Regions from separate parts of the Mus musculus genome. Here all the other regions are linked to region 2. A link is a loop called in an ENCODE intact Hi-C map of the cell type or tissue named here. Cell type or tissue: heart. All regions are shown on one strand. Region 1 overlaps Vstm2a (V-set and transmembrane domain containing 2A). Region 2 holds the start of Fbxo48 (F-box protein 48). Region 3 holds the start of Etaa1 (Ewing tumor-associated antigen 1). Region 4 holds the start of Gm39584 (a long non-coding RNA gene). Region 5 holds the start of Cnrip1 (cannabinoid receptor interacting protein 1). Region 6 holds the start of Sec61g (SEC61, gamma subunit).

Region 1 (5,000 bases), 690 kb after region 2:
ATCTACATCATGTCTATTCAAACAAGAAGCATAAAGAGGAGATGCATGTTGGCATACGTAATTTTATTAGTTTTTATTGATTGATTGATTTTTTTTTCTAGGATGCTGGAGGCTGAATCCAGGGCTTTACACAAATTAATAAAGTGATGTATAACTGAGCTATACCCTAGACCTGGCACTTATATTTCTTAACCATATTAACAAGCTAGAATTTAGAAGTGTGCATTGGCTATTGCTAATGACCTTCAGGTAGGCCCGGGCTTGTGCTGCTATAGCTCCCTATAGCTGGCTTCAGTCACCCTGCACTTCTGTAAGGACTCATGGCATAAACCCCACTTGGCTATCTCAAGCTTTCCGTGGATAGTATTATCTTGGACTTCACTACCAGAAAAATTGCAAGTGGAAAGAAAGAAGCAATAACTCATCACAACAAGTGATTCCATGTATATCAGGTATGATGCTCCCCTTATCCTGTGTTAGGCAAAGCGTTTGAGAAAATAGGACAGCTGGGGGTCTTGTACAAGCCTGCTCAACACAGCCAGCCTTTATCCCACATCAAGGTTAGAAGTAGAGTGAGTTTCCATTGGTGGAACAATTGCATAAGTTAATGCTGTTCAGAATTACTTTAACTTGCACAGCTGACTCGAGAGATGTGTGACTAAGTTTCCAAATTGGCATCCAAGGCACATTTGTAGGAGCTGCCTTATCTCTGCACTGTTTCCTTGCCCACCCCCCCCCCTACTTCCTGCCATTATCACCATCAATTTCATCTCAGGCAGCTGAAGTTTCTCCTTCAAAATCAAAAGCCCTTGGAGAATAGCTCTGCTTAAAGCCAGAGGTCACTAAATATATGGATGATTATGGTGAGTCTTTTTCATTTCCATTTTGATTAAGTGAAAGCCTCTTAATTTGGGTCATTATTGATACATAAATCTGTAGAGAAAATGAACATGCATTTATAATGGAGCCAACATTACATGATTTATTGTTCTTATAGTGTGTAAATACAGAAAGAAGGGGGAGAACAAAAGGGTGCAGCTCTCAGATCCCTGGATATGAAACAGTGCCAGGGATTAATGGAGCAAACTCATCCTGAACGTCCAGCCTCCTGCTCTGAATGGCTCATGTCTCCTTATTTCAATCGAACTCAGTCTCCTATTTGAAAAGCCATTTAATAATAATCTCTCTATGCTACTGAACCGAGCTTTGGGTAGCAGGGTTGTGAGTGATAAAATGAAAGGCTCAAAATGCGTTTTCATACCTGATTGTGGACTTTGCTTGGGGATTTTGGCTACCGCTTGAGGGCTGGAGGTGGAGTGCATTCGTTGGTTGGCAGAGTTGTGGACGCTGCTGGGAACCACCGATGATGCGTTCTTTCGAGGCTTCGTGTCTTGCAGCCACATAGGTGAGGCTTCAAAGGCCTGCATCCTCCGAGCATGGCTGTTGGCATTGACTTTCAGATAGGCCTGGGCCTTGTGTTCCTGAAGCTCCCCGTAGTTAGCGTCAGTCACCCTGCACTCGTATAAACCTTCATCCTTTTTTCTCACTTTGGATATCTGAAGCTTGTGGGAGATATCATTGCCTTGGACTTTCACTGTCTGAAAAATTGCAGGTGAAAAACAAAGTTTCACATCAAAGGGTTTTATTCCCACCCTTTAAATTTACTAATGTTGGGAAACTTAAGCATCTTATTGGCTTCGTAGAACAAACCTGAAGGTCATTATTTATCCTGGTCTATGAGCAAGCCTACTTGAGAGGTCATAAGTGCAATTTTAGCAGTGCCAGAGTGACTCTACTGTCCTCGTTTCCCAGACTGTCATAACAGGAGACTGATCTCTGCCTGGTTGGCTCTGCTGGATGAAACACTGCATAGATTTTTCTTCTTTACAGCTATATGACAACTCCCTCAAATATGGGGCAAGGGGTAGTGGGAGTGTTGGCTATAATAGTTTAATAAAAGAGGGTGCACTTTACTGAAAACACTACTTATAGACTTAGAGAGTAATTTTTTTTTCCAAATTGCCTACTAACAGACTACTACTGAGTCCTACTAGCAGGACTCAGGCTACAGAATAAGGCTCAGTAATATGCTCCAGTCATTATATAAACTTGTGATGCTGTTAATGGAACATTGATTTGATTTTCAAAACTGAGGTCAGCCCCACTTACTCCAATAATCTTATCCAGATTAATAATAAGATCATATGTCTAAAATGTAATATTAAATATATACTGTGTATTCTATATATACATATATGCAGTTAAATTTGATATATATTATATGTCAACCCATGACTGACAGACTCAAAGATTACATATGCCAGGTTTAAGAATATGATGGATTTTTATAAAAATAGAAATGAAGGATGATGGAGGATATTCTAGCCATGGCTATTGTAATTATTACAAATAATCCACATCTTTATATTATCAGCAGGCCAGTTTGGGCTAAAAACAGGTGTATATTTACTTTGGTTTTATATTTTTGTGATTTATTTGAATACAATATTTAGAAATACTTTACATGAATTATGAATAATATCCAAATTGAGTTACACTACTTCATTACATTTCAAAGTCCTAACGGATGGTTTCATTTTTGTTTTCTTGAGATTTTTATTTTATATTGAGAGTAGGTATAATTCTATTACTTTGAATTATTAAAATTATTAATGTTGAAGTATTGCAGGCCTTCATTGTTAGGTGAGTGTGAAAAAGATTACTAAAAAACAGTGCAATAATCCTACTTGCTAACAAAATAACACTATGGCAAATTTGTAATTATTTACATGGTTAAAACATGCAATTTTATTTATGGACTCTAAATTTGACTCATTTTTTAGGGATTTAATGAGGTATAAAGAGAGAACTGTCTCTCATTCTGATTTTGTAAAGTTACCTCTTCAAGCTCAATGAATTAAACGGTTTTACATCTAAAACCGTTTCTACTAATATCCATCTTGGATCTGCTTGGTAGTTTACTAAAGGATGTGCCCCCTGTCGCTGGTCCCTGTGACACTCACACTAATCTTGGTCCCATCGTTGTCCGGGTCTCTGTCGGGTAAGAGCTCCACCTGTAGGACAAGGGTGCAAATGCTCAACCTCGCCCGAGTTCTTCAGTCCCAGGCGCCGCGATACTGCAGCGCCCCAACTGCTAGTAGAGATCCCGTCTTCCCTTCTTGAAACGCTTCAAACCAAGCAATTTAAGAGACGGAAGAACGACCCAGGTCCCAACCGCACTCAGTCCCGAGGCCAGGCTAGGGGCTGGATTGCCTCCCTTGTCCCTCCCTGGAACAATCCCTGAATTTCCCCGTCCCCGCGCCAGATTCCCAAGCAGTTCCCGGGGTCTCCATGTCTTCCTTGGGCATCACTAAGTCCTCGGCTCTCCCCAAGAATTCCTAAGGTCTCCGTGGTCCCCTCTGTCCTAGTGACACCCTGGAGAGTTCCTGTCGTCCCCAAGCATTCCCATGGTCGCCGGTTCCCGGTCACTAAGGGTAACCGAGGTTCTGGCGGCTTCCTCTATCTTAGAGACACTCTGGAGAGTCCCTGTGGTGCCCCGCATCCCTGAAGGCTGTGCTCCCCTTGGATGGCCCGGTGCTAGCGTTAAAGCGCTGCCAGGTCTTGTGCCTCGCAGTTCAGTCTGCCTGGCCTGCGGGTTCGGAGAACCCAGGCGAGGACAAGAGTGAGGATAGAAGTTTTCCGGAAGAATTTCCATATCTCTGCTCTCGCTGCTGACCAGTCCGCAGCTCTCTTCTACAGACTTTCTCATCCTCTAGGTCTCAGGTCCGAGTCCCTTTTGCTTCGTGGGCCTCCGGGTTCCCGCTCTTACCACGACTCTTCTAGCTTCTCTTTAGATTTTCCTTCCTCCTCTTCTTCCATTCTCCCTCCTTTACTCATCTCCTGCTCTACTTTCCTCTCAAGTCCAGGGCCTCTCCTTTATTTTCTGATGTCTACCCCATTGCTACCTCCCCTCCTCTTTCTCCTCCCCCTCCCCACCTCCGCCTTCCTTCCCTCCCTCCCTCCTGCCCGCCTCTCTCACTCCTTCAGAGAGAGAGAGAGAGAGAGAGAGAGAGAGAGAGAGAGAGAGAGAGAAAGAGACAGACAGACAGACAGACAGACAGACAGACTAGAAGAGAATAGAAAGGAGAGGAGGAACATCCCTCTTGATGCTGGGAAAACAGAAGGCTGGTGGAGGGTGGGAGAATGTCCTGAGCTGTATCAGAGACACACTGCCTGTTTGGATAGCTCCATAATACCCGTTACTAAGAGCTGTTTAATTCCAGTCTAAATTGGGAAAGTCTCCCTCAGATCCTGCGACTTCCTAGGTGTTTTTCACTTACTGTCACTAGGACAAATTCAACCTTGCTCACTCTCCCAGCGCAAGGAAGCCCCATGGGCAGTGCCTTGGTCCCTGGCTAATGATTAGATAGACCTGCACAGAACTAACAAAGTGACATGCGGGGGCTCTGTGGGCTTTGAGCTATGGCTACCTGCGAGCCTGCAGCCTCCGTGCCTTGCTCCAGGTCCTCTGGCCCCCGAAGGAACCACCACTGGATCTCCAGGTACACTGAAGCAGAGCCGCTTTGGAAAGCACAGGACATCTCCACATTTTGCCCTTCGGTAGCAGTCACATTTCTCGGCAACTCGGTAAATTTTGCTGCAAGACAAAAATGCACCGTTTTGGTGTATCTACACCAGCTTTGCCAATGTCTCTTTCCTGGAGAACTCAACACAAGTTTTTGTTTGCTTGGCCTTTCTTTTTCGTGGGCCTTGAAAAAAGAAAAGAAAAACAGCAACAACAAGCCCTTAGCACACCCCTGTGGGCCTCCCCATCCCCACTGTTCTGCCTCTGCATGTCTTGCTCTTGGTGTAGTGCCTAAATCACTTTGTTGTTGATCAAGTCCAGATAATGGAAAGGTTAATGAGCTTGCCAATAGCTCTTGTTGCTAGCCAAGATGCCTAGAGTTAGAATCAAACATCTTTTGTCAGATTGCAGCATT
Region 2 (5,000 bases):
AGACTGCCAGGTGGCGTGCGTAAAAACAAGTGGCCAACATCTGACCTGTATATGGGAGACCATGAACACATTCCCTTCACTTTGAACACTAGTTCTTGGCAAGTATCATGGTTTCTACATGTTTTGTTTCTTGCTGTTCTAGAAGAACATTATCTTTAAAAAAAGGGGGGGGGAATGATTCTCCACATCAAACATTTGCTGAGTTTAGTAATAATGACTACTTTAGTGTTTATTAAAAGTCTCTATGTGAACTGATGCTTTACCATTGGTTTCCTCACCTTCGAGCTAACAGAGTCACAAACCTGCTGGTCCTTTAGTAATCTGTATAAGAACTACTTAACCGTTTGGATGTAGTGGACAAGTGCATACTCTTGACATCAGTTTACCCAAAATAGTCCAGGATGAAGTCCTGACCATAATTATGGAGTCTCATATATTCAATTACACTTCAAGAGTGGTGTCTTAGAAATCAATCTATCTTATGTGCCTAATTATGAGCTAAGGATCACTGTCCCCAAATCTATTACTGAGTGACAAGTACAATCTAAGTAGTTCATAATTCAGCTAGGAATAGTATATAGCTATAGATGTAAAGCCTTATTCCAGCTAATGTTCTCAAGGACCACAGTGGAAGCTTCTGGAAGCTTCAAGGCTGCACACATCATCCTGGGCCATGTTGCAATATAAGCACAATTTGTGTTTACCTACTTTATAATACTTACAGTTCCTTTTGTGGTGGAGAATCAGGATACAATAGGCATTTGATGTATAGCTAAATATCTCTTCATTCAGTGACTAACAATTCCCTTTTCAGATGCACTACTCGAGTCTTTGTAGTTAGTAACATCATGGTGACTACCTTTGGTTAGGCTGTTTATGATCCAAACTGGTTGTGGTTAGAACTGTAATGTCTGAACTGAACAGGGGCTTCCTTTAGAAATAGAAAATAGAAAGCAACTTGGTGTGCAAAAACAAGACAAAACCCACAAGATCAAGTATTTGCAACGAACCTTCTCCCCTCCTACCACTGGTACAAACTAAAGGCAAAGTGTCATCTTTGAAACTAAGTTTCTATTAGGAGGTTACACTACACTCAGATGTTTGCTGTTTCTCCCAGGCTCTCCCTAGGAATAAAATCTTTCCTTCTGTCAAAGGAATTCCACAAGAGGCAGGAAGTTTTTCAATTGAACATTCTGTGGTGCCTTGGTCATATTCCCAAAAATCTCACTAGGAATCTTCTAAATTATCTCTCTTGAATGCCTCGAAAGCTATTCCTTGTATGTCGCCTCTTTTTGAACCAACCTTGCGGAAATATTGCGTTAGCTTGCGGTCCTCCCACCTCCTTTTCAAAGATCTGCTTCTATGTATGTGTATTGCCGGTTTGCTTGCAAACAAGTCTCAGCACACAGTGCGTGCGCTGCCCGCAGGAGCCAAAAGGGGGGTGGGATCCCCGAAATGGAGTAACAGTCAGTGGCAAGACCCCTCTGTGGACACTGGGAACTAAACCTGGGTCTTTGAGAAGAGCGGTCACTCTGGGCCACCTCCAGCCCCTCCATCCACCGTCCTGTCAAATGTCACTAGGAGTGAGCAAACCGAGAAAGAGCATCGTCGGGCAAGACTAGTTCTCAGGGAGCCCACACCAGTCCTGGCGAGCGCAACCACATCCCTGTGCTGTGAGGACAGGCAGGAGAAGCGACCGACCACAGCTGAGCACGCTGGTCCCTGTGCAGGGAAGGGCAGAGCTGCCTCTCCTACCTAAAGGCGCGGTGCCGGCTCCTCCCGCGATTTCAGTCCTCCGGATTTGAATCTTTTCCGGAAGGCCTTCATGTCCCGCCCTCTCAAGCCTCGCTCCACCCATTTGCATGCGCGGTGCCTTCTGGGATTGGTAGTTTACCCTGCGTTTCATCACCGTAAGGGAAGGAAAGAAAGGAGGCCCAAGTCACTGCAAGGTCCAGCGTCCCCGCTGAGTGACAGCGGGCACATGGGCGGGACTTAAAAGAGCGGGACTTACAAAGGGCGGGACTTACAAAGGGCGGGACTTGCAAAGGGCGGGACTCCCAAAGTGCTTTGGTAGCTAGCGAGGGCTTTGAGACGGCCGAGAGTTTGAGCGCCAAGGCTCTCTCTCCCCAGGGGACTCTGCAACCTGACTAGGTGCTCCTTCCCTGAGGTGTGTGCTCGACAAAGGTTGCTGAAAAAGTTCACGTTGAAATTTTTTTTGATGATAATATCGTGTTACTCATTTCCTTTGTTTCTTAGCATAGTAACATTCCAGGGAGCTGCCCGGGGAAGCTTAACGCTCGATGCGGTATGTATTCTATCTAGTAGCATCTTGCAAAAATATAGTGAAATATCAAGGACTACCGAGACTGCTATATACGATGGAATTGCAAACCTTTCAGCTTATGTGGTTATTAAGTTAGCTGAACATTGTAGTTTTGTTCCCAGAGAAGATATTTGCTAGCATTCAACATTTACCCCTTGCCAGTCTTTCGTGCAGTTCTGTATTTCTCTAAGACTGCTTTTGCATATTACACCCTTACGGCCTTTAGTTTGAACATTCTATATGTCTCTGATTATAAAGATGTTGAAGCTAAGAGATACTTGTTTACTTAGGCCTAATGGCAGAAAGCATCCTGGGGAACTTTCCAGGATGTACATATATATACATAGAAACGCTCAATATCCCCTGTTATGGATTCAAGAAACTGTGACTCCCCTGGGAAGACACATTTAAGAGCGGACTACCTCGTGTATTGAGCTTCTTCACATTCCCAGTTAATGTCTGAAATAAGAAGTCAGAGACTTACCAGAAGGAACAGACCTTGGGGTGAGAGCTGAGGGAAGGGAGCTGCTTTCATAAAAAACACCAATCCGATCAAAGCCATACATCCCACTAGCTGGCATAAGAAAGCCTATAGCTTTCTATAGAAGATATGAGTCAGAAATACAAGGAAAGAGGAAATGGTGTGTGTGTATGTGGTGGTGGTGGTGGGGGGGTGGGGGGAAGGGGGCACCATTTGGTGTGTGCTGGTTGGTTTTTGTCAACTTGACACCTTGGAAGAAGGAACCTCAAATGAGGAATTGTCTCACTCGGACTGGACTGTAGGCAAGTTTATGGTGGCATTTTCTTGATGATAGATCTATGGCGAGCCCAGCCCACTGTGGGCAGTATTGCCGCAGACTATCGCCTTTTTGGGTCTCCTATCTGTGTGGAACGGGTCTCTGGTTGCAGGTGGACAAGGAGTCGGCGAATGACAAACAGAAGCGACAGATGAGATTGTGTAGAATCTGAATGTAATTTGTCAAATCGAGCATCAAACTTTTTATACAGAAGAAAATAGGGAAGTTGGGTGACATACCGGCAAGGTACAAAGAGGTTACTGGATTCTTACACAAAACAGAGGAATGCAAACATGGAAGGACCGGCAGGAACCAGTTGGGATAAAATTCAATGCTAACAACTGGGATCAAAAACATCTCCACCTAAGGCCCACTTAATCTTAGAAGCCAGGGTCAAGGGCTTTGTGCCCTTGCCACAGTTCCTATTCTAGTCTATTGTATAGTCCACCTTCCCCCTAGGCCATTGTAAATACTTGTGTATGGGTGTAACTCAGCTATCCATATTTCTAAGTATCTACTCTGGTTACTTCTTAGATCACAAACTTCCATCTTCCTAGATAATGGTAAATTCCTGTATAGGGCAGTGACTTAGCTATCCATGCCCAAGGTCGGATCAAGGACTGCCTAGAATCTAACTTAGCTATATGTCAAAATATCAATCCGTAGGAGCACTTGTAATAAATCAATATTAAGGGAAAGCACACAGATGTGTTTACCAACTAAAGCAAGGGCATTGGAGCATTCTTTATACAGGATGCCACGATTCCAGGAGACTAAGTTTCCGTGAACTTTTCGCCTCGGAACAGCACCCAGGTTTTCAGGGCCTGTCGAGCTTGTCACTACTGGAGTGGATGTAGCACAGTATCATTCATATGGTGGTCCTGGGTTGTGTAAGAATGCAAACTGAGCAAGCCAAGACAAGCAAGCAGTGGTTCTCCAGGGTTCTGCTTAAAGTTCTTGCTCTTCCATTGCTGACTGGAATTAGTTTTCATTTCTGAGTTCATGCTCCTGTAGACTATTTCTGAACCTGCCATTTCTGAATCTTTACCTCAGCTAAACTTTATGTTGTACATGCCACCCTTGACCAGCAGAGGACACCATTGACTTACTGGCGGGGTTTTTTTGTTTTGTTTTGTTTTCCCAAGTTCCAAGTTAAGTTTAGTAACAGTGTTAAATTTAGTAACTGTTTTCTGGACAGGACAGGACAGGACAGGACTGCAACACATAAACTTCCAGCAGCTGTGGTTCCCCCCCCCCACCCAGACCTATACTAACTAGGTCAAGCCAGTCAACATTTTAGAGTACCATGGTGAGGGTGGAATTGGGTTAATTCAAGAGCCTCTTGCTCCTAACTGGGGAGTTATATATAGTTGATAGCTTCTGAGGAGAGAGTCAGTTTTCTTTAACAGTGTGTCATTTGGTAGGTCAAGCAACAACCAGAGGATAGCCATACTCAGGAGTAAATGATAGCACCAACTGGGAGAGTGAGAGCAAGCAAGTGAGCGAGCATGAGAGAGAGGGGGGGGGAGGGAGGAGGGGAGTAAGGGAGCTAGGGTGTGAACCTGAGAGGAATTAGGAGGAAGCATAGTTAGTATCATCAAAACTGACATTCTTACTTTTTAAAAATTCAGTGAAACTTAATATGGGGATTATTGCATTCATAGGTTGGAAGACTAAACATTGAGTATTTGAAAATGTCATTTTTTTTTTATAAAAGTCTCAATACATTACAAAGTACTCTAACATGAAGGAAGACCTCTGCAACATGCTGACTCTTCGCTGAAAGCTACATATAAAGAACCATCAGCATTTGTTGGGTACCTTAGAAGGCACTGGATATTTGTATTGATGTAATTCTGACAAACACACTACTGTTTACA
Region 3 (5,000 bases), 1.0 Mb before region 2:
TGTGGAAGAAGCTCCTGGTAGTAAGGATTTTCTCTTTGGGCTTGCAGGATCAGGAGAGAAGCAGCTGGCAGGACACAGATAAAACAGTATTCTAGAAAAGAGAGGTAAGAAGCCCTCTTGGGTTTGGAAGACATCAAGAGAAAGGTAGATTAGCTTCATAGAATGATACAGATAGAACAGTATTTCTAAAGAGCTAGCAGTTTAGTTGTAGAATCAGGCTTGTACATAGATGTTTTGTAAATAGTTAAGAAAATAAAATTACATCGCTTAGTTAGCAGGTTTTACCTCAGTTTCTGCCTCTTGTGTCTTTATTGGCATAAATATATTTTTTCTGTCATGATGACAGTATACATAATTTTATAAAATAAAAACTATTTTACAATTAAAAATAGAACCAATTTGATTTGATTTAGGGATATGGATTGAGACAAAGTCACCTCATTTTTTTCCATGTGTGATTCATATCGATGTAAATTATATATAATCCATATATATAATACACATATAAATGTACTTTTTCAGTTATCATTTGTATTTTCTGAGATAAGATCACTCAATATAACCCAGGTGGCCTCAAACTCTCAATCCTCCTGCTTCTGCCCTCTGCATGCTGGGAGGATTGCACATATGAGCTACCATTCCATCTGGCTATACTGTTTATCTCCCATAGTCCTTCCTCATTATTTAAATGGCTTTTATTTGTATTATACAAAGCCTGTACTTAGGTGTAAGTCAGTGCTTCCACCTAAGCACTTTATCTGTCCCATCCATTTATTTGTCTGTCCCTTCACCGCTAGAACATTGTTGTAAGTCTTAACCACTCTCCTGACATTTGGGTGAGATTCAGCTTCATTATGCTTCAAGAGATCAAGAAATTTCTTGTCTCTTTTTCCTTTTTCATTCCATGTCTTAGAGTAAAGGTATCCTCCCTTTGCACAGGCATGTGCCTCCCGCTCTGAGACTAAGGGCATCAGCACTGACTATACACCAGTTTGGGAAGAATTGACTCTTTAACAGTAGTGAGTGACACAGACCACAAACACAGCATAGCCCTTTTTATTTTGGCCTTCAATTTATTTCTAAGGTGTTTTATAGTTCTCTCTGTAGAGTTGGCACTCTTTTGTTTTACTATTTATCGCAAATCATATTCTTTAAAAACTTAGAATTTGGTTTATTACTAATCTATTAAAGCACAATTAACCTCCGAGTTTCACTTTATTTGGGGCATGGAAGAAGGCACAACTACGCTGATGATTCTGTTCAGGACCTAGACCTGTGGTCCTAGCACTGACAAGCTTGAGACAGGAAGACCAGGAGTTCACAGCGAGACTGCATTAAATAAGGAGGCAGGGCACACATAAGACACTGTCTGAAAAACAAAAAGACAGACACACTTCATGATAAGGAAACTGGAGTGTTACAGATATAAAACCAAATAATCTTTATGGCTATCTTTAGTGCCCTAAGTAGCCATTAAGGACCCAGCTGTCAGGATTGGCATCCTGAAGGCTAGCAGGTAAAAACTTTGGAATGCACTGTTACCAGATCACTAACTTCCATCAACGAAAGGATGGGTCTCATAAATTATATCCTTACCTAAAGCCTATGGACGAATCATCTCCTGCTTTGCTGTAACCCACCTACTACCTGTTGTCCCCAACAAAGCGCCTGGCAAATGCTTTGTTTTTTGTTCTGTGACTGTTAAAGTCTGTGCGATTGCTTTTATATTGAAACATGTTTTTAGGCCAACCTGAATCAATGCTCCCTGGCCATGGAAATTATTACTTGATTCAAAATAAACACTATTTTATTCCTACTAAGATGACAGCTCTGTTTTGCATGTACAGTTTCCAGCGACTGTTAGTTTATTAAATTAATACGTTTTCCTACATTTTGGAGCTACGCACATAACAGAACATCTATGAACTATTGCGTTTATTACCTCCTAAACTATAGTCTTTATTTTCTCATATTATCGAATAACACACCATCATTTGAATCTTAGAAATAATCAATTAAATTTTAAATTCAATAAGAATCTGTCATTGTATATGAACTCTTTACTGTCTCACATACCAAGTTCCTGTCACAGATCCAGAAAAGGGTCCTGCAGTTCCTGCTAAGTTGGACGAGTCTGATGGTAGACCTCAGAAAACTCCTGTTTCCTCAGCCCTGGCCGCAGCCTTCTAACCCCGCCCCTCACACTGACGCAGCCAATCCGCACCATGCGTAGTAACCCGCCCCTAGACGGAGGCAGCCAATTAGAAGCAGCGTATTTTGCGCGCCCGACTTGCAAAGATGGCGCTGCACGGTGGCGCGCGGGCTCTCTGTCGAGCAGTTGCCCTGCTCCGCTGTAGCAAAATGTGAATGCAGCTGAAGGACGGTGGCACGGGAATGAGTCGGCGAAGGAAGCATGCGGACAGCCCTGCCCGGAGGAGCACGCCGCACAGGGCGGCTGCTAAGAACTGCCGCCCGGCGGCAGAGCCGTGGCTGCGGGAGTCCAGGGCGGCCTGCAGCTCCCAGCTCCGCCGGGCGGGAACGCGGTCTGCGCGGCGGGCGCAGCGGCAGGCAGCGGCTGACGGCGGGCGCAGTCCCCGGGGTGAGGAGAGGGCGGGGAGCGGAGCCTGGCGGTGCAGACCGGGCGGGAGGCCTGGGGCTGCAGAGCCGAGTCCGGTAAACCGGGCCTTTTCTGAACGTCTGGTTGTGGGCGGGGCCTGTGCCGTGGACTGTGTTCCGGAAACTGGGCACCTACGCTGGTTGTTGTTGTTTTCCTCGCTGTTTTGTTTTGCAAAAAGGGCCACCTCAGAAACCGTAGTGTGCTCCCGGAACTTGCTAGGTGTAACATCCGGTTAGCCCAGCAAACCGATGGCGCGTTCATTTCTGTAAACTTGGAGTTAAGAGATATCTATCCCAATAAGGACCAAACTCATAACCTCTATCCTAGGGTGTGTCCGTAAAATACAATGTCTGTTACCTTGCTTGTTTCTGCTATGAATAAAACGAGGCTGGGAAAGAAAAATAACATTGTAAACCTTCAAGTGATTCTAGACAGAGCTTCCCTAGAAACAAATCACTATTGGTTTTGGGGTGTATGGAGTAAAAAAAAAATTGGGTCGAGTTTACAGGAGGGGCCTTGTGAGAGTTTAGCTTGGCTTTCTGTTTGGATGCATTTCCTGTACATCTGCTGACGTCATGGAGGTACCTAAAGCCTGGTGATAGTAATTCAGTGATCAGATGGTATCATTCCTGGGCCTATGGAATTTTCAAAGAACACTTCCTAACTACAGTGCTAAACTTATGAAGTATTAAGATATTATTTTCATTGAAACATTTCTATTGTGGTTAAAGTAACTGTCTTTAGGAGACAAGCTTTGTATTGGACATGAAAATTAATTGTTTGACTTTAGCTTTTATGAAGTAACGTAACACTTAGAAGCAATGATTGTCATCTTATGCAGGAAAGGAGACGCCAGTACAAATCGTGAAAATGGATTTATTATCCTGTACCTTCAGTTCTCCAAATGATCCAGATGGACAAACTGATATCTTCTGGGATCAAAATTCTCCAATGACAAAGCAGTTAGGTAATCTGTTGTTATTTTTATGTGGGTAGGTGCTTGAAGAATTATTGTCGGTAAAATTTTAGTCTGGTAACATCATAATACAACGGTTTTGGGTTTTTTGTTTTGTTTTTTAGAACCTCATGTGTGATTTTTCTGTCTGATTCTAGGGTGGAGTCATTAAGTTGTACTGATTACAATTGTTTCCTAAAAAGTGACAACTGATTTTAGAATTCTTGGTCTAAAATTCATAGAAATGTCTTGTTTCTTTAGGTAAAGGAAGAAAAAAGCAGATTTCCAGTGCATACAGTGATGAGATTTCACATATTGTTAACCGTATTGCTCCTCAGGTAAGTATGGCAAATCTCATAGTTTATCAAACAGCAAAGATTGTATGTGGTGTACTTGCGTGGTTCTTTCATATGTAAAGTAACATGTTTATAGAGCAACCAAGGTTACATTTGGCTTTTCTGACTGCATGCCTTGAAAAAAGGAACAAACTGTAGAATGTGCAATATGGTCATATATCATAATCCATGGGAGATGGTTTCATGACCCCTTTGGATAACCAAATCTCCTGATTGTGAAGTTCTTTGCATAAAGTGGTGTGGTTTTGTATGGTACCCTGTGTGTGGCTGTCTCTCCTTTTCTTCATTTATTCTTTCATTCATGTGATAATGCTGAAACTCAAACTTGGGGACTCACTTTTACTGGGCCTGTGCTCTGCCACAAAGCTAGCCTCCATTCCTTCCCAATTGTTTAAGTCATCTCTAGGTTATTTATTCCTTAAATAATGTAGTTAGTTGCTATGGTGTACTGAAGTTTTTATTGTTTGTGCTTTATTGATTAGTGTCAGTCATAAGTGCCACAGTAGAGAGAGAAGCTCACCAAGGTGCTAAATCTTCATTTTCGAAAGAGCAGAGGGGTTCAGCTTTCTTGGGAAAGACTGACACCCAGCTAGCTCACTCCAGTTACTTTATTCAAACATTATGCAAGGTTAATTGGGGCTGGGAAAGGTTCCAGCTGCCTGTGGCAGACAGCCCACTCAGATCTCCATCCCTTTTGGCCACAGCCAGCCATAATCAAAAGTAAGAACTCAAGATGTGCCAGGAGTGTCTTAGGACCAAGGTTGGTGTAGCTGCCAGCAAGCTCACAATGAGCAGACTCACTAGCGAGACATTTCTTCCAGGTTTCAGCAGACTCAAAACAGTTTCTCAGCCTTTACTGATTGACCAAAACATGGCAGAGGCTTTGCTGAAGCGTTTCACTCTGAGCCAGACACAAGGGCTTTACTGTGCATATCTCTACCGTGCTTCTTCATTGTCCGTAGTAAAAAGTTTCCCTCTTGCAGTTTCTTTTCTTAGTATTCTTAACGACTTAGAAAATCATCCAGGAACACTGTAAAATCAGGGAGGTCGCTGGATTTAGATGTAGCCCTTA
Region 4 (5,000 bases), 160 kb after region 2:
CTATACCTGCTCTTTAAAAATTTGAAGCACTTGACAAAGTGTGTTTAGTGACACTGAAAGTCTCTTGAAGTTCCCTTTTTGATTTTCCACTATTATGATGGTTATAGCCAACAGTTTCCAGAACAGAGCTCTAAAATAACATGGCTTTAATTTTGAATTAATTTCTGAACGAAAATACATTTTAAAAAAAAATGACCTTCCCAGAACTTTTTAGTTGTTTGACTGATATACATCATTTCTTAATTTGACAAGATAATCTTGACATTGCCAGTTAATCTAGTTGATTAAAAATGTCCCTTGATGTTAAGATATGCATTAGAAAAATTACACATTCCCTAATAATATTATACATAGAAATTAAAAGCAGGAGTGTGGAGAAGAGAGGAGATATTTTTATAATGTTAGATGATTTTTAAAAATCTGTATTATCCACAAATTTTTTTTTCTGGAAAAACGTCCCATGCCTTCCAACTGGAGAGAAAGTGTGAGATCACCACTTACACGTTTTGTTTCTGACATGAGCTAACTACGGAAGGCCATAGTGAGCCAGTGTTTGTTTTAAACTTTCTCACAACTTGCAGTTCTTATTCAAGGCATCTAGAATGGAGCATGGATATTAATGCACCAGGTTAAGTGATCAACCAGGAAGGGAATTAAAAATCAAGTCGCAGACTGAAACTGATCTTCCCCAAGTTCTTACTGGATCCATAATAGAAATTACTGTCAAAACGTGACTCAGAGTCTGAGAAGGTGTGTGGATTTGGTGCGCTTTTTTTTTTTATCACAGGGAAGATAGCATGCAACTCAGAAGAGCCCACATGTGACAGGAATGACAAAAAGCAGACTCACACGCCGGAAGAATTAAAAACCATAAATAAGCCAGCACTAAGGATTTCTGCACCCATGCCTGAGGGCTGTTGGAGCAGCCATAAAGCATGCAGATTGTGTACAGTGCCTGTGAGGGAAGGGCAAACTTAGCTCAGAAAGAAGTGTACCAAACAAGGTGCATTCAAATTCCTGTTGGTAGATTTTGGAAGTTGTCCAAACTGGGGGCACCTTTGACGTACTTACTGTGCAAGCATCTCCCATACAAGCATGCCAAGAGCACACACTCTGAGGGATACTTGATTTTATTCTCCCCCCAAATATCTTCTCATCTACCATGTTGTGCCACGTTCTAGATCAAGTCTCCCCCTGCCTCATCCTGGATGTGGCTGCACTGAAGGGATTCCTTCAATGTTCAGAAAAAAAATTTTTTCAAAGGTGACTAACTGGTTAAATAATGGGGTGGGGACCTTTAATGTCAGATATTTGTCATTCTTCAGGAGGAGAAATGATGACTGACAGGTCAGGTAGCCAGAGGGTTGGCTCCCAGGAGAGATAAGGTACAGTCAAGCCTGAGCACTCCTAGTCTAAGTGTAGTAACACAGTTTGGCCTTTGGGAGTTGAACAACCCTTTCACAGGGGTCATCTATGACCATCAGAAAACATTGACATTTTATATTATGATTTATAACAGTAACAAAATTACAGTTATGACCTAGCAATGAAAATAATTTTATGGCTGAGAGGCATCACAACATAGGGAACTGGATTAGATGGTCACAGCATTAGAAAAGTTGAGAACCGCTGCCTTCAAGTAATAAATATTATTACGTCTGTGGTGCCAACAAGAAGGCAAAGGTGCACGTGGCTCAAGGCACTTACTGTCCAATCCCTTAGCAACTAACTAGGCAAGCTGGGGTGTGCACCTTATTTGTGTAAGCACAAGTTCTCTTATCTCTGTACAACGCCTTGAGACTCAAGAGACTTACCTTGAATGGGTCAAGTAAGGATAAAGCCCATTCGAAGTTTCTTGAACAAAAGGTCCAAATTACTTTGCTAACAGCTTCTGATCCTCGACAGATGTAACACAAATTGGAAAGGAAGTTTGCATTTTAACTTTATATGCAACATTTAATTTACATTCTTGTGGGTCACATACAAAAGGAGAGCTTTATTTAGGGCCATGGCAATGGGGCTGGGGTGTGATTCAGAGTTAGATAGTATGTGAAACTTAGTGTTTCATCTTCAGCACCAAGGGAAGAAAATTTGCTGGCTGGGAACTTGGGACAATGTGCATGTGACACTGCAGCATGTGCACAGGACACTACCCTGGCCACAGTGACCTCAGCAGGACAAGGCTAGGGCTGTCAGCTTTTTTCTTGCCAGTACTTTGTGATCCAGCCCAAGAGAAAAATCTGTAGTAGTGCTGGCTCTTTTCTGTTTATGTTGCTAAGTTACTGGATATTTTGTCTTGCCTCATCCAGAAAACTGTGGTAATTGTCTTTAAACAGATAAGCAGCACACTGGAACATAGTTAATGTGGCCTAAATATGCTGAGATTATTTTTTGTATGTTTTTTTCTCTTTCAGATACAGTCTGCAAAGAGTGGTGATTCTCCATCAATTTAAAACAGACTTCAAACCTCTCTGTATTTAAGCAGAAACATGTCTGTCTGGAGTCTCTGTGAACTCCAGGTGCTCATGTGCATACACATACACGTGTGCTGCTCTGGATATGTGCTTAACACAGACTGTTAAGAAAGGAAGAGCTTTTGAAGTCTGAAAGGAGTCATGGAGGCAGGTTATGCTGGCTGTGCCATCTGTACAGGATATGCTTCAAGGAAGAGGGTTAAACAGACTCCTATATTGTAGTAGGTCCAAGCTATCTCTCTAACTCCCTTTTAAAAGCAAAATATGAGCAATCCCTAGATTGGGGCACCCTAGGACTTGTGGGGCTCAATGGTAGGAGTTAGCAAGGAAAACAGAGGTCTTTCAGGATAGTTGTAGTACCACAGGACCCAGCCCTTTGGCTATCACTGAGAAATGACTGGGTAAAATAGAGTTAAGGTAACAGAAAATGTAACATACATTCAAAACAATCGCTTCTTTTCTCTTAGGCATAAATGCCTAACAAAAAAAATGTATACAGTTTAGGAAACAAGTGTATCCTGTCATGTCCTTTATGAGTTTCCACTCCAGCATACACCAATAGAACAAGAACGATGGGTCTCTTCCCCCATCTCTTACTTTTGAGCAGTGATGTCTATGCCCTGGATTCCTTTCTGCTACTTCCTAAGAAACTGAGACCTGCCTACACACTATTTGTTCAGTGTGAGTAGGTAGCAAGAGGGAGATCCCAGGCCACTCAGGCACAAGGAAAGATCCAACATTCAGATCCAGGCTTGTCTCCACATCTACCGATAGCAGCTTTGACACAGACCTAAGCTACTGAACCCTATGTGGTATGTCTGTAGCCATGTTGCCATTGAATAAATGAAAATTTTATGAAATGAATAAATGAGCTCTTTCTAAGACCTATCATCGGGACACACTGCCTGTTCTCTCTGCAGCTCTGATGTCTTCCAGCACGTCACTTCTTCTTTCATATGTGTGTCAATTTGTTTCTCAGATCAGCATGGGAAGCCACCAATGCTGCTAACAACAGTACTAGAAGACATTCGCAAAACCCTCTGAGAGAGTCTGAGCATTTTCTTCTACAAAAGGAACTGAGGGAACCGAAGCCAGAGCCCCCTTCCATCCCAGGATCTCATGCTTTTAAAAACACACTCCTTTATATGTGTCTTCTCTCTGCCTTCACATTCCAAACTTGTGAGGGAAATTGGATCAGTACTCACTTTGGCTCTCTTTCTTCTCTAAACAGGTCAACTTTTAAAAATGAATAACTCCTCTTTATCCTAAGCCCCGATGGTCCTATGAAGCAGCAGAATAGCTCTGAACAGCTGAAAAAGAATAAGTAAGTTGATATCAGGGGGACTCAAAAGAGTACCGTGCTATTTACCAAAACCAATGTTCTGTCTAAGCAGAAATAAAGAATAGTATTGTCTGCTGTGAAGGAGGGGAAACTGGAGCTTTCAAGACTCCAGAGAGGGTGCACAGAAAAAGGCCACAAAGTTCAGAGAACGGTGGGATAAGGCATGTGGCAGTGTTCTCCTTTGAAAACAAAAGAAACCTGTTTTACTAGATGTATTGGTGTTCATGAGCTTCTCAAGTGTGATGCTTGAAAAGCAGCAAGAACCACATTGCTCTCTGCCACAGCTAAGGACACAAACCGCATTGCTGTCTGCCACAGCCAAGGAAACTCCAGGCGACTTCTGGTTTCATAAATACATGGCATATTTGTGAGAACATCCCTGGAAGTAGGCCGCCTGGAATTCTTGGAAGGGGAAAGCATAAGCAATGGCTTTCAGACCTCCTGACCTCAGAGGTGACAGATAATTGCTGGTGTGTCCCCAAAGGACATGAATTCTGAAAACTTCAAAAGCCAGGGAAGCTTCCTGCACTGTAAACAGCCCATTTACATTTCTGAAGACAATGACAGTACAGGGGAAATAATGAGAATATGTCTTTCACACAAGCAATGAAGTTTACAAAGAAAGTAACCACCATACTTTCACTTAAATGATTTGCATTCTCTGAAATAAGCATCTCACTTAAAACAACACACACACACAAAATAAAACTTTACCATCCATCTTCTGAACAAATCAGGAACTGAAAGTCTCAGACTGCTTCCTAAGACTTGAGTCTCTTGATATTGCTGAAGAAATGGTAGCAAAAGGAAGAGGTGACTATCCAAGGAGACTTAGCAGTCTCACCTAAGATCTCCCCATGCCAAACAGAACGTCTCCCTCTCTCTGCTCCTCCCCTCTCCTCTTACCACTGTTGTACAGAGCTAATGCTGGAGTGGAAAAGGTCTTCTCATGTGGACTGTGTCTCTGTGGAGCTTTATAATTAGTTTGTTCTTTGGTGCTAATATGAAACCTGCAGTTGGCTGACTATCTCTTTTCTTTGAACATAAGCAGCCTCCCTCTGCTTTGACCTTATACTGGGTTTCATTCTGTTGTACTCACACAGGAATGTGTGGTGGGGACTAGAACTCCAGCTTTAGGCCCGCCTCCTGAAATGATGACCTCAACACAGAGCTCTGGGGTTTCA
Region 5 (5,000 bases), 100 kb before region 2:
TCAGTGATGTCATCCATTCAGATGAGGAAAAATGTTCTCAGGGCAAAGTCCAGGTATCAACAGGAGACCCATCAGAATATGAACATTAAAGCTCCACCCTGGAAACATAGCACTAGAAACTCTGATGAGCACAACTTGACTATCATTCAACAAGCTCTTCAGCAAATTCTAATAGAAACTCAATCTGGGAGTCGCTGCATTAGAGCACTGAAGAAATCCTTACCACAACTTAAATGTAATTAAAGAAAAACTTACCAGCACCTAATCTGCTTTCAGATTAGCTTGAAATCTAGAAAATTACCCCCAAAGAAAGGGAAAATAAACTGTGAAAGTGAGGGCAACATTCTACAGGGCATAAGAGGGGGGAAAGCCTGGACACAAGTTCGGGGACAACTAGGGACGGTGAGGACAATGGGTACAGGGAGCTGGGAGATGGAGGTGTGTGTGTGTGTGTGTGTGTGTGTGAACACCAGAAACAGTCCAAGTGTGGCTACAAATCTTTATGTGTAGCGAGCTAAATAAAATAAGTTTACTTACTTCAAACTAACTGAAAGTATCTGATTGTTTCAAAGCCTCTTCTTCCCTCGAGTATGTTAGGGTCATAAATGTTGCTTTATTCCTTCTTACAAACTAGACGACACAGTGCTTGAGTGAAAGGTGAGCCAGTAGAGGAGGACCCTGTGACAGTTTCAATTGTTAACTTGACACAATGTAAAATTACTTGGGAAGGGATTCTCAATGAGAATTGTCTCTCCGGGTTAGTCTGTGGTCATATCTGTGTGGGGTTTTTTGATTGTGTTTAATCATGGTTGGAAACCCCATCTAAAAGTGTGCTGCTGGGCTCTAGACAGAATGGAAAGGAAGGAGCAGATGAGCGCTGACCTGCACGCCCCAGTTCACTGCTCTCTGGTCTCGGCTCTGAAAGTTGCAGCTGCCGTGACTTTTTGACATGATGGACTCTAACATCAAAACTGAGGCAAACAAAACCTTTCTTCAGTAAGCTGATTTTGTCAGGGTATTTTATCACAGCCATAGGAAAAGAAACTAAGACCCATATGTGATCTTTTTTTTTTTTTTTTTTTTTTTTTAACTGCCACCATTCTCTTCTACAGTCTTCTTGTGAAGATGCTGTTAACCACCACAGAGATCAACACTAGGCTGACCAGGCTGACTGAAAAATTCAGCCAGGAAAGAAAGAAAAGGCACAGTGTATGAAATCCATAAAGGTGAGCCCAGCACAGGCAGTGCCCTCTAATTTGTGCCTGATGCCTCCGCTGACATTAACCCTGGAAGGGAGAACTGGAGAGCATCCTTCTGGGAACCCAGGGACCATCTGTCCACTGAGATTACTCACTCCTCAGCCTCTCTTCCCACTTCCACTTCCGTATTGTCAGCAGAAGCAGGAGAGATTGCAGGATCCAGCAGAGGAGAGACGGGATTGTGGTTCCTGAAACATTCCATGTCTTTCTACCATCGTCCCCACCCTGTCTACCTATGTTTCTCTGTTGTAGGTAGACTAAAGAGAGATTTACAAGAAATCAAAACAAAGCAAACCCTAAAATACAACAACAGCAGCAAAAGCCTCCAAACCTTGGATTCTTGTCGCAGATTTAAAGGGATTTACTGAAATGGGTGGAAGGAATCAGGAATGTAAGACTACAAGCTCAAGGAGGGGGAGTAGCTTAGGGGCAGGGCGTTCATCTCTTGCCCTCATTCCAGGTCCTGCTGAGCATTCGAGAGACTAGAAGGGCCCAGTGGAGGATAGGGATGCCCTGGAGCCTCCATGCTCCTCCCATACCCGGGATGTTATTGCCCTGCCACCACCCGGCACGCCCCACACTCACTCGACCTGCAGTGTTGTGGGCTTAATCTTCACCTCCACCTTGTAGGAGGAGCCGGTGAGCAGCTTGATTGTGCGGTTCTGGCCAAAACGCTGCCCGTCCACCTTGAAGAAAACAGGGCCGTCGTTGGGCTGGATGCGCAGCGCGATGGAAAGGCGCACGAGTCCGGGTAGGTCCCCCATAGTTGGCAACCGAGACTGGAGTGGTGGACAGTGAAGGCTGGAGAGAGCTGCTGCGGCGCTTTGGGCGGAGGGGACAAGCAGGGAGGAAGAGAGAGCGGATGGATGCAGGCCACAGCTAGGAGCGGTCGCCTCTGTCCACCCCAGATTTTGAGAAGCAGCTGTGGCCCTCCACTACACTCAGAAAAGGAGCCGGCCCAAGAGACAGCATGGAGGCAGCAGGCTGCCCCATCCCCCGCTCCCCACGCAGGGCCCTGCACGCACGCGAGGGCTCGCAGTGACTGGACTGGCAGGCTGCCCCGCAAATCAGCACTGCTGGGGGCTAGAGAGTTAATCTTGTTTACGCACCACAATCCCCTTCAGCAGGACTGACGTTTAGGCTCCTCCTAGAACAGCACCGGATGCGAGGAGGATGGGGCGGAGAGGCCCTGGGACCAAGATTAATTGCTACAACAAGGAGCTGAGACCCCAGAGTCTAGGCCCTAAGGGATGTAGATTCACTTTCTGGAGGGTTTGAGCTGAGGTTTGGTGTGAAGTGACTGAGAGGGGAAGTGGAGGCAAGTGGCAGGAAACGGGGTAGGAAACTGCTAGCTAATGATTTAAATTTCAGGAAATGAGTGCATCCTACTGAGAGCAAGGACAAATGGCCCCGAAGGCAGAGCTCATCTCACGTGGAGTGGAAATTACACTAGATTAGGTGGAGATAGAAAGACAGATGCGGTTAGGGAGAAAGGGGGAGCAGGGACAGGTTGAGAGAGTCCTATTTTCATTTTCATTATACATATCTTGGCTTAGAATTGACACTATAATCAATCATATATATATATATATACACACACACACACACAAATCTGGAAGGGTGAGTCTGACCAACTCTGTAAAAAGTAAGGTAGTCTGGTGAGTTAGGTGTAGTGACAATGTCTAAGAAGGATGAGTCAAAGAACTACTGCAGAACATTTCATATGACAGTGCAGAGTCTGCGCTTGCACGCTACATATGATTTTGAAAGGCTTTCTCATAGATGGTGGTTGACAGTTGAAGATGCCAAGCAGCAAAGGGAGACTAGGTGCATGGAAATGAGTTCCTGACGGAGAAAAATGAGTTCCTTCTTCAGCACCACACAGGTGGATAGTACCATAGGCTCCACCTCATACCTGGGAAATGCAGGATACAATTGATGCCTCCCATTGGGACAGATGCGGTTGTTTGCAACTTTGTACTTACACAGGTTAGGCTACTTTTATTTAGTTAATAAGCTATATATATATATGTATAAAAATGATTCTGAGGTATTGGTGTTTATTGTAACTGTTAGCAAAAAAATCAAAACAAAACCTAAATGGACTGCCAATCTATGAATGGTTGAAAAAAGACCCAGCAGCATAAAGAATGGTTGAATGAATTCTCACATATCGAAACTACAGTTGCTATACAACTATTTTAAAGGTGCATCATATTTTACATTGTCTAACCCATGCTCAGACTTAATTACAAGCATGATGAGCAGTGGAAACACAGGATTTGAAACACAAGGGTGGGTTTTTTCTCTATTTTACGTATTACTAAATCTTCAACATGCACAAAACATCACCTGGAACATCAGACATGTCCCCAAAATGTTGAGAGACTTGAATTATTGCTGTGTTTTAACTATGGTCATATGTGAATTCTTCCACATCTAAAAGTATTTAGATTCATAATGATTCACCTATGGTGAGTGCAAAGAGGTGCAAACCTAATTGTAAATAATGTCTATATAGTTTTATCATTTATTTTGAATCTTGGGAGCAACCTTTAACTTAAAAGAAAAGTCCTAGGGCAGACTAGCTATAATCTTGAGGAAGATGGAGAAGAGAAAGAAAATCTATGCTGTTTAAGTTAAGATCCTTTGAGGTCAGCCATGTAGCTTCATAAGTGGTGAGGGGAGCATGAGAGAAAGGGGAAAAGCCCATAGTACCAGAGAAAGCATATGTAGGCTCTGACTAGCATCCAAAAGGAAAAGAAGAGAAGAAAGAGGAAAAAAATTATGCCTTTCCTAGAAAGGTAAACAGACCCAACAGAGTTTTGTGGTAGCCATTGAGCAACTGCACAGAGAATGGAACCTGGAAGGTAAAGTAGATTTCCCTACTAAAGAAGCAGTTATTCCTCCCTCTCTTTAGCACAATTCCTGTGGATCCACCTTTCTAAGATCCAGGTGTATTAGGAGAACAAATCCTTGACTAGATGTCTTGAAAGAGCCATGTGATGGAGAAGTCAAGGCAAGAGTTATTAGCATTGAAAGCCTTAGGCTGAGAACCAGAAGGAGCCAGAGCAAAGGAGAGTTTAAAGTGTTTCCTGCCATTGGAGGTTTGGATGACTTGCCTCAAGATCTCTTTCATGTCAAACTACTCTACCATAGAAGTTGTATCACTCTTGACTCATTTTGACATTGCTACCACACTGAGCATTAGTCTTTTTAAGCATTGAAACTATTATGGGATGAAAGACAGGTTTTTGAACTTTATGAAGTATTCAGTGAGTATGCATATGTTAAAAATCATACAATACTTTCTGTACATTGCAGCTAAAGGGCAAAATGATCTGGTCTGGGCAGTAACGAGGATGTGAAAGAAACGACTTAAGAAGGAGAATGAATACCTGCATACGATGTTAACAGTTTTTATGTGATGCTGCATTATCTCTAAGCAAGTGCTGAACAATAGCCAATAAAAAGGAGGACGTTAACTTCTAATACTGTTGATTATTAGTTCAGGTCTTCAGTTAAAATTCATATTTTAATAATGATAATTTTGAGAATATTAAATATTCTAAGATATTAAAGTACTGTTTTATATATTTAAATAGAATGCCAGTTCCATTAGGATTATTGGCTATTGGGTAAAAATTGTCTTGGCCAGCTAAACTTATAATGTAAAAATATCATGATATATTTTTGTGCATATACATACACAATACTTACAAACCATTGAGTGTCTCATAC
Region 6 (5,000 bases), 440 kb after region 2:
AAACCTGAGCAGAAGAATAGAAGAATACTACCAGAACTGTCTAAAAGAAAAGGAGACAGAGTCACATGGCATTCACTGGGCTGAAAACCTGGTGAGAACCAACCAAAGTTTACACAGGGAACTGTCACACAGATGCAAAGCAATGCATACACAGGATCCTAGGAAAAATGCACACATAGACTCTGGAAAAGGACAGGATGAACTCTCAGGGTAACCTGGGTTACTAGGTGGGAGGGTAACTGTCTTAGTCAGGGTTTCTTTTTTTTTTTTTTTTTTTGGTTTTTTGAGACAGGGTTTCTCTTTATAGCTCTGGCTGTCCTGGAGCTCACTTTGTAGACCAGGCTGGCCTCGAACTCAGAAATCCGCCTGCCTCTGCCTCCCGAGTGCTGGGATTAAAGACGTGCGCCACCATGCCCAGCTTTAGTCAGGGTTTCTATTGCTGCACAAACATCATGACCACGAAGCAAGTTGGGGAGGAAAGGGTTTAATCAGCTTGCACTTCCATACTGTTGTTCATCACTGAAGAAGTCAGGACTGGAACTCAAGCAGGTCAGGGAGCAGGAGCTGATGCAGAGGCCATGGAGAGGCCAATCATTCTTATTGATTTGCTTCCCCTGGCTTGCTCAGCTTGCTTTCTCATAGAACACAAGACTACCAGCCCAGAGATGACACCTCCCACAAGGGGCCTTTCCCCCTTGATCACTAATTGAGAAAATACCCCACAGCTGGATCTCATGGAGGCATTTCCTCAACTGAAGCTCCTTTCTCTGTGATTACTCCAGCTGTGTCAAGTTGACACAAAAACCCAGCCAGTAAGTAACCTAATTTGGATAATCCTTCACAGTATGCTAGAAGTTTGTCACCTATATTTAGCTGCCCTGTTTTAGTGGTTTTAAAAATCATATTTTTTTGTTTTACTCAGTTCCACTTCTCCTGAATTCTTATGGATTCTGTGTTTCTTTAAACATCATTAATATATGAATCACTCTCCTGTTTTATCTTTTTGCAGTGTTTAATCCTGGGCTTGAATGTGTATATATATATTTGTTTTGTTTTGAGACGTTTTTCATATAACCCAAGCTGTCCTTCAAATTTCTATGTAGCTAAGGGTGACCTGGAACATCTACACACCTCCTATTCTCAAGTGATAGATTTATAGATGCGTACTTATACTGAAACAACCACGAAAAACATAAGAATGTTATAATACAGTAGCTGCATTAACCCCTTTTATATCCAAAGGCCAAGTTATGCCAGATTGACAGTTGTCACTTCCCAATATATGGCTGCAAGCTGAGTTAAAAAAAGAAACTCTAATTGCTCATTTTGAATATACAAAAACAACTCCTTCAAATAGCAAAGAACTAATGTTTCAAGGTAGTGCTTCATGACACTTGCAAACCTGCTGTATCTTTTTTAGTGATTGGAAGAAAATTTTTATAGGTCTTTTAGATACTAATGGTAGAATTATGGTTTGTGCTCCATATGAAAGCAAAGTATTGTAATCTGTTTCACAGTACTTGCCCGAGGTTGCACGTGAAATGAAGTAAAAACTCTTCAAAGCCTACTGATAGAGCCAATCAAGATTATCCAAGCAACAAATCTTAACTCAGAAATGTCAAATGTATTGCACTCAGAGACTGTTAGTACCAGCAGTACATCTAATTCCTCATTGGGGACAAGAAAGTTCTAGGTAGGCGGTCTTAATTCCCTCTATATTCCCATGAATAATAAGCAGAAAGTCATTTTCCGGGAATGGAGAATAGTTTGAATTAGGTCGTTCATACTGAGATGTTTGTTTCATTTTTGATCAGTGACATTATTTGCATGCGCAGCGGGGAGACTCATAGCTGTAGCGCAGACACTCACTCACTAACTAACTAGCGACACTTCGTGGATTTACGTTGAGGCTGCTGGAGAGGCTGCTGGAGAGGCTGCGCCCGAGACCGGGAGGCGAACAATCGGGAACCAAGATCCCACACCGCCCGCCCGTTCAGCTGGAGAGACCCGAATCGCTCAGGTCGGCCTCTGCTCGGGAAGCCGGGAGAAACACACGTAGCACTGCGCCGGCGTAGTGACGTCTCTGCGTGAAGAGCCAATTGAAAGGAGGAATGGGCGGGCTGTGGGTTGCCAGCTTCCGGTTCCGTTGGGCTCGGTTCTCTCCTGAGCTACGTGTCTCTACGCTCTCAATCCGCCATCCAGTAAGTAAGGATTTTCTCATGAGTGGTAGGTAGGGGAAAGCTGGTCTAGGGTTCATGGCACAAAGGGGCCGCGGGATGGGAGGCCAGGGACACGGAGGGACCAGGGGAGGTGAAGAAACTGGAGGTACGAGCGTCCGGTGGGATGATTGGGGCCGGGATCTAAGTGGGCGCGAGATGAGCGGGCCTGGGGGTCGTGGAGATCAAAGGAACCCCCGGGGAAAGGGGCGGCGAAGGGGCCACGGGCTGGGGTCACGAGGACGTCCTTGATAAGCCTGGAGGCCAGGAGCTGGACCTGGAAGCTGCAGAACTGTGGACAAGTTGGCTGAGCCGGGTCGCTGATGGACAGGTGGACAGAGAGCCATTCATTTATGAAAAGGGCAAAATCCAGGCACAGGTTCTACCTACGTAGCCTCAGATGGAATTAGCCAGTCAAGACCTCTAAGGAGGAGGGTTTCCAAAAGTTCACGAACTCAGAGCTTAGCGTCTGGATCTAGGGTTCAGCCTTCTCCCTGAACATCCCCTGCCTGAACATCCTCACACTGTTGGTGAACTCATTGTCTCTTGTGGCTTCCAGAGCCTGATGCTTTGAACCTCTTGTGAAGTTGTGTTCAGGTGTCGAAATTTAAAGTAAAAGTGTTTGATCAGTAGTCAGCATCGAGAAGTCTTAGTGGACTCGTGCTCTCCTCTAACAGCGAGTGCAGTGGTTGGTCTAGTGGTTTTAGGGCTGTTGGATTTGAAGAACAGCTAAATGAAACACCGAGAAAACAGGCGTCCCTTTGCTTTCTGTATCAGGCTGTGAATTGATTTCTTAGTGTGTACCTTAAGTGGTTCAGCTATTTGTCCACTGTTCACGGCTTAAAACTGGGACCCAGCAGGGCTTCTATTTTCTAGCTAGAGAGTGTAATTATCATCTGACTTCTAAGACCTGGAAATGGAGTACAAATACTGTGGCTCCGTTACCAGTGGCTCTCAGAGTCGTTGTATTCTTAATAGAGTTTCAAAAGAACCTCAAAATATTCAAACCTAAACATTTAGCTGAAGGCTTTGCAGAATCTGAATCTTGCCAATTTTTGTTGTTTGGAATATTCATCTGTCTGCCCACCCCAAGAAATCTACTTTTACTTAAATATATTATATGGGCATGACTTCCAGCAACTTGATTGGAGTGTACTCTTGCCTCCATTTTAGGCTCTTGTTACACCATAGTTGGAACTTGTTGTAGTAGATCCTAAGTTTTCAATAGTTTGAACTTTAAAAAGTAGTATTAAGCGTAACTATTTTTTGGTTTCTTAGCCGGAATAGTTAGATGAATGTAGTTGATAGGAAAGGGGGCTGTTATTGCTTAATCTTGTAATGAGAGAATCCTTTAATGAGTGTATGATCCTTTGCCAGGGAGGATAACAACATTGGTAAGATCAGTGCTCGCTTGTTTGAGTCTCGTGCTTTCTTGTATATCATAAAACCACTCTAAATTTAGGCTTGGAAGAACTTTTTTCTTTATGAACTTGGAAGAGCTTTTTTCTTTATGAATTGAATTCAGGACTGTGCTGCCTCTGTGTATAACTCAATAAGTCCTAATATGTGAGAGAATACTACTGAGTGTGTTGTTTTTGCTTTTATTTTTTAAACAGACAAACATGGATCAGGTAATGCAGTTTGTGGAGCCCAGCCGGCAGTTTGTAAAGGACTCAATTCGGCTGGTTAAAAGATGCACCAAACCCGACAGAAAAGGTAATACTATCTTGGTCTTGAGAGTGAGATAAAACACTAAATCTCTGCAGGCCTGGAAGTCAGCTCAATGATGGAGCGCTTGCTTAGCACACTGTTAAAAGGAACATTGCACTGCTGCCACTATCGTGGCCCTGTCTTTATGTCCTTCTTAGCAAGCTGCTTAAAGCTTTTCTTTATGATATGAGATTATTCAGGCCTTATCATACATACCATATTTAAGTTAGTTGTAGTGTAGTGCCTTCCATATTTCTAGTGTGTGAAAACTTGGTCAGCTTCCCTGCTCTGCTCGCGAGTCAATAAAACCTCAACATGAAGTTAATGCAGTAGTTATTATACCCTACAAAGTAACGATACTTTCTTATGTCAAAGTTTCATAGGTGTGCTAGATTTGTCTACTTTAATTTGTGAATTGGTTGGGTTAGAATTTAAGGCAGACTCTTATAATAGAGTCACATACTCTCTTAGGGTTAGTTCTCTGCGATGAACAACCATGACCAAAGGCTATTTGGAGGTGAATGGGTTTATTTGGCTTATGTATCTTGAATCCCGGTCCACTGAAGGAAGCCAAGGGAGAAACTGAATCTGGACAGGAACCTAGAAGCAGGAGCTGATGCAGAGGCCATGGAGGAATGCTGTTTATTTGCTTGCTCCTCACGGTTTGTTCAGCCTACTTTCTTATAGAACCCAGGGCGTACCACAATGGGCTGGGTCCTCTCTCCACAATCATGAATTGAGAAAATGCCCTACAGGCTTGTCTGACTACAGCTGGATGTTAAGCATTTTTCAGTTGGGTTTTTTCTCTCAAATGACTAGCTTATTTCAAGTTGATATAAAACTAGCCAGCACACATTGATTATGTAAATACAATAATTGATACTGACCCTTATTCTCACGCAGCTGGGGTCTGTCAGGGAAGGCCATCCAATCATTACAGTAATCATTTTAATTCTGCCTTGGTGGAGGTATGAAGGAAGAGAATGAGGAGATCTGGGTATCGCATACTAGTTGAACTAGGTGAGGTGGTCAGAGAACGTGTCCTTAGGAGATAGAATAGGACTGAAATACACC

What was found. Hi-C counts contacts between places; a loop is a spot of excess contacts. Peaks named below come from ENCODE experiments on the same cell type or tissue, not always from the same donor. Only the 100,000 strongest peaks of a DNase experiment are listed, where the experiment ranks them.
Region 1: a loop joins it to region 2, with 2.7 times the contacts of the local background. A loop is called at or near these places in 2 of 42 quality-filtered maps.
Region 3: it touches region 2 in a loop (11-fold over the local background); 2 of 42 quality-filtered maps call a loop at or near these places.
Region 4: it touches region 2 in a loop (2.6-fold over the local background); 2 of 42 quality-filtered maps call a loop at or near these places.
Region 5: it touches region 2 in a loop (3-fold over the local background); 5 of 42 quality-filtered maps call a loop at or near these places.
Region 6: it touches region 2 in a loop (4-fold over the local background); 10 of 42 quality-filtered maps call a loop at or near these places.

The regions. Positions count from the first base shown.
Region 1 is chr11:16,259,512-16,264,511 of GRCm38, reverse strand. It overlaps Vstm2a (V-set and transmembrane domain containing 2A), which reads right to left. Exons shown (of 5, transcript NM_001290539.2): 2 at 4,491-4,657; 3 at 3,024-3,074; 4 at 1,262-1,598. Among named protein-coding and RNA genes, the nearest start is that of Vstm2a, 4.3 kb to the right of the region's middle. In heart, a CTCF peak has its summit at 3,067; no DNase peak of the experiment used is centred here; H3K4me3 peaks cover 1,273 bases; H3K27ac peaks cover 343 bases; H3K27me3 peaks cover 1,651 bases.
Region 2 is chr11:16,948,187-16,953,186 of GRCm38, reverse strand. Fbxo48 (F-box protein 48) reads right to left here and starts at 1,777. Exons shown (of 4, transcript NM_176982.2): 1 at 723-1,777; 2 at 1-45. Eldr (Egfr long non-coding downstream RNA) reads left to right here and starts at 1,905. Exons shown (of 4, transcript NR_110425.1): 1 at 1,905-2,167; 2 at 2,257-2,305. In heart, a CTCF peak has its summit at 4,205 (motif pointing right); a DNase peak (open chromatin) is centred at 1,916; H3K4me3 peaks cover 2,233 bases; H3K27ac peaks cover 2,319 bases.
Region 3 is chr11:17,951,162-17,956,161 of GRCm38, reverse strand. Etaa1 (Ewing tumor-associated antigen 1) reads left to right here and starts at 2,287. Exons shown (of 6, transcript NM_026576.4): 1 at 2,287-2,599; 2 at 3,459-3,584; 3 at 3,834-3,910. The coding sequence starts at 2,368. It overlaps Etaa1os (Ewing tumor-associated antigen 1, opposite strand), which reads right to left and starts at 2,192. Exons shown (of 3, transcript NR_131915.1): 1 at 2,077-2,192. In heart, a CTCF peak has its summit at 2,302; a DNase peak (open chromatin) is centred at 2,231; H3K4me3 peaks cover 1,976 bases; H3K27ac peaks cover 1,294 bases.
Region 4 is chr11:16,792,424-16,797,423 of GRCm38, reverse strand. The region is part of intron 1 of Egfr (epidermal growth factor receptor); the gene reads right to left. It overlaps Gm39584 (a long non-coding RNA gene), which reads left to right and starts at 3,975. Exons shown (of 2, transcript XR_872254.2): 1 at 3,975-5,000. In heart, a CTCF peak has its summit at 2,186; a DNase peak (open chromatin) is centred at 2,153; H3K27me3 peaks cover 566 bases.
Region 5 is chr11:17,049,193-17,054,192 of GRCm38, reverse strand. Cnrip1 (cannabinoid receptor interacting protein 1) reads right to left here and starts at 2,334. Exons shown (of 3, transcript NM_029861.3): 1 at 1,845-2,334. The coding sequence starts at 2,023. In heart, no CTCF peak of the experiment used is centred here; a DNase peak (open chromatin) is centred at 2,362; H3K4me3 peaks cover 1,445 bases; H3K27ac peaks cover 829 bases.
Region 6 is chr11:16,505,305-16,510,304 of GRCm38, reverse strand. Sec61g (SEC61, gamma subunit) reads left to right here and starts at 1,821. Exons shown (of 4, transcript NM_011343.3): 1 at 1,821-2,201; 2 at 3,833-3,932. The coding sequence starts at 2,112. In heart, no CTCF peak of the experiment used is centred here; a DNase peak (open chromatin) is centred at 2,074; H3K4me3 peaks cover 2,438 bases; H3K27ac peaks cover 1,840 bases.